Regions from separate parts of the Mus musculus genome. Here region 1 is linked to region 2. The links are chromatin loops, found by intact Hi-C in ENCODE. Cell type or tissue: heart. All regions are shown on one strand. Links, peaks and the distances in the headings refer to the core of each region. The heading gives the core; the rest is flanking DNA.

Region 1 (2,911 bases), core at 94-2,593, 420 kb after region 2:
GACACCACCACCTGGCTACATTTTATGTCAGTGTGTCATAGACAGGAGGTCATGAGAGGAGAGGAAGGGATCTTAAAGGAGCAGGAGGAAAGCGGAAATAGAATTCACGTGACCTGGAGAAAAAGGAGAGGGGTTAAAGCATTTGTCCAGGTCATGAAGACTGGATCTCAGTACCACTGTCACTGGGTAAGTGTGGCGCCTGCCTGTATCTCCAGCCTCTGAAGGCATAGACAGAGGCTCCCCAGAACAAGCTGGCTAGAGAGGCTGTGCATATTGGTGAGCTCTGGGTGTAAGTGAGACACTGCCTCAAAGAATTAAGTGGAAGACTGTTGGAGGTTCCTGACACCAGCCTCAGGTCTTCATATCCACATGCACACACACACACACACACACTTAAATATAAAAATTCCTTCAATTCCAGCACTCAGGAGGCAGAGGTGGGCGGAGATAAGTTTGAAGTTAGCCTGTTCTGATCTATATAGAGACTGTCAAAAAAAAAAAAATCCTGGTGTGGTGGCATATGGCTTCAATTCCAGTACCAGGGATGCAGATAGAGAGGCAGGAGGATGTCTGTGACTTCGAGGCTTGTCTGGTCAACTCAGTGAGTTTCAGGATAGCTAGGACTACATAGTGAAACCCTGACTCAGAAAACAAAAACAAACAAACCAAAAATTAAAGAGATAACTAAGATGACCCAGGGTTTCTGCATAGGTCTGTGAGGACACAGGCTTCAGTGGCCAGGCCTGCCCACCTTGACCTCAAGGGCTGACACTGCCACCTGACCTACCCCTTCATAAGATTTTGTTCTGGCAGTCCTAGCAGACATTAATAAGCATGTATACTCATCCGTCCTCTCATTTACCCGGTTCAGGAAGGTGGAGGCCTAGAGTGGCCAAGGGGTTTGTGTGCCTCCTGTGGTATGGTGTCACATCTGGAGGCTGGGTGAGGAGGTGGGCAGCGCAGCCTGCAGTGACCAGCATGGGCCAGTCTGGACATCTTGGGTATACTGACATGCCCTGAGCTGAGGGGATCCCAGTGTGTCTGCTGGCTGAGTGTCCAGCTGTGGCGGGCAAGGAATCTCAGGGTGTGTCTTGAGTGATATCAGCCAAATCCCTCCCTAGTTGTAAAAGTAAAGCTCGACTCTTCCACGACCCTTATAGTCGTGGCTAGGGGCAGAAAGAAAGAAATGAGACCTGAATATTTTTGCAGGGAAACCGCGATCGGCGGCGCCTCAGAGCGTCCGAAACGCAAGCGCGCCTCCTGGTGGTCCCTCACCGAACTCGCCGCGCGAGGATGCCTGCGCTTCCAAAAGTGTCCCGTGGGCTCAGAACCTGCAAGCTGAGAGGTGACAGGATGCGGATCCAATAGATGCAAGACATGCTGGACCCTTAGTGCAGTTTGATCTGAGGGTGGCGACTGCTTCTACTCGCCTATAGCTTCAGACAATGCCCAGGCAAACAAAGGTTCTCCGAAGGAACTACTATGTGAAGGGAGCCCACAGGCAGCTAAAGAGTGTTTAGTTCCTTCCCACAACCCCAAGGTGCTATGCATCGAGAATTTGCTGTGGTGGTGGCTCACCTGTCACCACGGCACTCAGGAGATTGACTTGAGATCATTAAGAGTTTAAGGCCAGCCTTGACTACATCGTGAGTTTGAGGCTAGCCTGTGCTACATAAAACCCTGTCTTAAAGGGCAAGCAAAAAAGGGTCTTGGAGGAGACAGCACAGCAACGTTAAGACACTAGCCACTAACCCGGATGTCGTGAGTTGGATTCATGATCTTCACATGGTGGATTGTGTTAGCACAATCCTGCAAATTGTGCTCTGACTTCTACATACATGCCATGGACTGACCCCCCCCCCCTAATAAACTTAAAAAGAATTAAAATAAGCAAACAAGGAAAAAACCCAAACTGACAAAATATTCCCCCCCCCAAAGAAAACGAAAAACAAAAACCCAAAGTAAAATTTATTTACTATTTAGAGTACTTATTCGTACAACCAGAGATAAGGCAGGGATAAATACAGATGCTGACGTCATTTCGCGCACACCAGGCGCCCAGTCAGCAATACAAAAAAGTTCAAAGGCAGTCACCTTGGCTAGCCTTCCCTCTAGAGGCGGAAAAGAGAAGCACCAAGGGTACTTGGGAATTTAGTTGTTCTCAACATGTGGGCTGCAACCCCTTTGTGGGGTCGAACTACTCTTTTACAGGATCATCTGAAAGCCCAGATATTTTCATTAAGATTCATAACATTAGCAAAATCACACTTATGAAGTAACAATGAAAATATTGTTATGGTTTGGGTCACCACAACATAGGAACTGTTTTAAAGGGCAGCAGCATTAGGAAGGTTGAGAGTGGTGGTTCTCAGTCTAGAGGGTTAGCTCCGTGGTGCCGTGTCAATGTTCAGTTATGCTTTCTTTACTGTATCAAAGTGGCAACTTTGTTTTTGTTTTTCGAGACAGGGTTTCTCTGTATAGCCCTGGCTGTCCTGGAACTCACTTTGTAGACCAGGCTGGCCTCGAATTCAGAAATATGCCTTCCTCTGCCTCCCGAGTGCTGGGATTAAAGGTGTACGCCAACATGCCCGGCTAAACTGGCAACTTTGGAGAAATCTAATAGACAGATCCCTGTGGTGTTTTGTTTAATTGGGCTAAGACACTGCTCTTATCACAACAGCTAAGCAGTCCCTCACTTTCCTCCTTCCTCCCTCCCGGTTTTTGTTCTTCTGAGACAGGGTCTCACATAGTCCAGGCAATCCTTAACCATGACCGCTAGCTCCTTACACTCCTGTTTGCACCTGCCAAGTGCTGGGATCACAGGCTTTGACACAACAGACGGCTCTCGCCTTCTTAAACTTGAGAAGCCACGCACTGCCAAGGTTTAAGGGAAGAACTACAATAATAACAC
Region 2 (2,911 bases), core at 181-2,680:
TGGGTAGTAAAGAACTGGGGACTGAGAGTGCAAACACAGTGAGAGAGCTCAGTGGGCAGAGGCACTGGCCAGCAAGTCTGAAAACAGAGTTCCTCCCTGGAACCGACATGGGGAAGAGAACTGACACTCCTGCATTGTTCTTTGACCTCACTATGGCATGTGCACACAGACAGATAAACACAAATACCTAAATGTAATAAAAACGTTAGCAGGAAAATGCAAACACCCATGAGACAGGAAGAAGCCTCACCTCTTAGAATTCCCCCAGTGAGATCTTTAAATCTATTCAGTATTAGGGCAGCACTCAGTAAGACATCAACACAGAGACACAGGAAAGGCATAATGTTTCTAAGGTTTGCAAATTTTATTTCTCTACCAGGAGATCTTGAAACCTAAAGTCGTCCCAGCAGGGAATTCTGCACGCACTCTTAAAAGGTGTGGGCTCCTGTGTGAAGGACCCCACATCGACAGAAGCCTGTGCTCATGAAAAGCCACCACAAAGGCTCCTGTGAAAATGTTCAAAGTTGTCCATGAGACGCTGCCAAGCCTGCCCTGGGCTTTAACCACACAGAGCAGACTGGGGTTCTAAGAATATCCAGAAAGACAAGTTCCAAGCTTTACCATCCCAGAAACTTTCTGTTGCCACACAGTGAAGGTAGGTAGGTAGAGAAAGATGCCAACCTGAGCCCAGCTTCCCTCCTCGTCTTCCTGATGTTACATGGTTAGGAATGCAAAAGAACAAACCGTTAGTGTTTGTAAGCTATGGTAAGGCAAGCAGGCAATCATGGATGGTTGGACACATGAGCATGCTGGGATCGCAGCAGCATGCAGTCTGTGCAGCACCAGCAGCCTGGGGTTTTCATGCAAGAAACACACCCTTTCCATGCCAGCATATCAGTAAGAGGGAAAAGCTGGGTTCCACTATCAGAGTCGGGTGCTAAACTGAGCTCTGTCCCGAGGGCAAATCAATTCTATCTAAATGAGCACATCTGCAGCAACTGTAAGATCCTGGAAAGAAAAAACTAAAGCAAAACAAACTCCAGTTTGTACACTTAGTTGATAACCTAAGAGGGGACATGTCTGTGAAACAACTGAACATTAACACCTTCATTCCCAACAGAAAAGGCCAAAGCCCAAGCTGGTCTGACACAACACGTGCCCTGAGAACGCAGGCTGCAGTGACTAACCGTTTGTGGCGTGGCTGTAAGCGTTTCCATCTCTTCATGTGTCAACCAGACATTTCCTGTGGTCTAAGGTACCCAGTGCACCAGCCATATCCCAGGGCCAGGGAAGCATGACAGAGAGGAGAGGGCACACAAATAAACTTCAGGCACAGGAGCCTGAGGCAAAGGCCACTCTTCACAGAAAAAGATAAAAAGCCACATGAGCCCAGCCCTCCTGCCAGAAGCTATACTCTGGCAGCAACTGCTCAGCAGAGAAGAGCTCACAGCTTCCAGGGCTGGGCTGCTGTGTCTGCCCCTGGGGTACATAAATAAAGAAAACAACACCCATTTTAGACTTCCAGAAATGTTGGCTCTCTCAGAACTCTGCTCACTCTCTTACAACAATCTCACTGGACTGGAGATAGGGCTCAGTGCCAGAGCTGCCTATCAGCGCAAGGCCCTGGGCTTTATCTCCAGTACTTCCTAAAGGAATGCCTCCCATAAGCAACCTCATTCCAACAGCAGCAGAAGGCCCCTCTTCCAGCTGGCAGGTATACACCAAGGAACTAGCCCAGACAGGCCAAAATTAACCATACCATGTCCTGGCTGTCTCCCTGACACAACCAGAGACAGGACCAAAGTCTATATGCTTGTTACTATAAGCTCAAGGGAGGAATCTATGCCTGTGCCTGATAGTGTGGAGGGAACACTTCCAAGCTAAGATGGTGGGAGCTCCCCGTACAAGCACAGCGGAGAAAGACTTTGGAGGGGCCTCAATAAACATGCCTTTCTGACATGAAACTATCAGGGAACAGGAGGGATTGTGGCAACAAATATCATTCTCTGGATAAGAGCTCTGAGCCACAGCTGAAGACAGAATCCAGGGTTCATCCCACAGAGAGCAAAAAAACTTTCCAACACTTTAAAGTAAGTTTGAGTTAGGGTGAGGGTTGCAAAAAGGCATCTCAAAGGTACTTGAGGGCTTCTCCAGAATCACTCAAGGTAGTCAGGAATACAGTCATGTTTGGCTTTCCCCTTTGGTTGATTTTTACAGAGAAAAATTACTGTCCAGTGAGAAGAAAAATACATTCTCTGGTGACCAGGACACTGGGTGGCAGCAGCTATTCCTCACTAGTGACATCCAAAGTGCTCTGCAGAGCTAGTACTCCAGAGAAAATGCAAGCAGCTCACTCCTTACATGCTGCCATGGAGCCCATGCCAGGGCAGAGTTCACAGACTAAGGAGGGCAGGGGCTGGATGCCAGTGAATTTTAATTCAGCAAAGTAAGTCTAAGTGTTCTTCCCTTGTTCTACGGTCCAGCACACCGTTCTGTGACATACGGCAGATAAAGAGGCACAATCCCACCTCTGTGACAGACCAGCCACAGGCCCAGGCCAGCAGCTATCCCTGTCGAGTCAGAGACCCTGGATCCCTACTGTCCTACTGCTGCACTGTGAAGAAGTCACAGGGGAATGTGTAACCTGCTCAGCAAGTTGCTCACTCTGTGTGAATGCAGAGTCCAACTCTGCATGGTCCGGGGTCATCAGGCATGAAAGGCAAAAGGCAGGAAGTGCGAGTATAGATAATAGAGTATACACTCCTCAGTTCCTGCACGGAAGCCCTCGGGACAACAGGTACAATAAATGCATGTGAGGGTTTTTTGTTTTGTTTTTAAATAATTTATTTTTATGTGCTTTGGTATTCTGCCTGCATGTATGTCTGTGTGAGGATGCCAGATCCCTTGGAAC

Evidence for each region. Peaks named below come from ENCODE experiments on the same cell type or tissue, not always from the same donor. Only the 100,000 strongest peaks of a DNase experiment are listed, where the experiment ranks them.
Region 1: it touches region 2 in a loop (2.7-fold over the local background); 3 of 42 quality-filtered maps call a loop at or near these places.

The regions. Positions count from the first base shown.
Region 1 is chr7:144,905,921-144,908,831 of GRCm38, forward strand. Gm39119 (a long non-coding RNA gene) reads right to left here. Exons shown (of 3, transcript XR_870078.2): 2 at 1,194-1,338. Among named protein-coding and RNA genes, the nearest start is that of Gm39119, 3.2 kb to the right of the region's middle. In heart, for the core only: CTCF peaks have their summits at 1,272 (motif pointing left) and 2,128 (motif pointing left); no DNase peak of the experiment used is centred there; H3K4me3 peaks cover 724 bases; H3K27ac peaks cover 640 bases.
Region 2 is chr7:144,488,010-144,490,920 of GRCm38, forward strand. Ppfia1 (protein tyrosine phosphatase, receptor type, f polypeptide (PTPRF), interacting protein (liprin), alpha 1) reads right to left here. Exons shown (of 32, transcript NM_001195086.1): 24 at 1,188-1,250; 25 at 682-708. Among named protein-coding and RNA genes, the nearest start is that of Cttn, 19 kb to the left of the region's middle. In heart, for the core only: no CTCF peak of the experiment used is centred there; a DNase peak (open chromatin) is centred at 1,422; H3K4me3 peaks cover 320 bases; H3K27ac peaks cover 2,500 bases.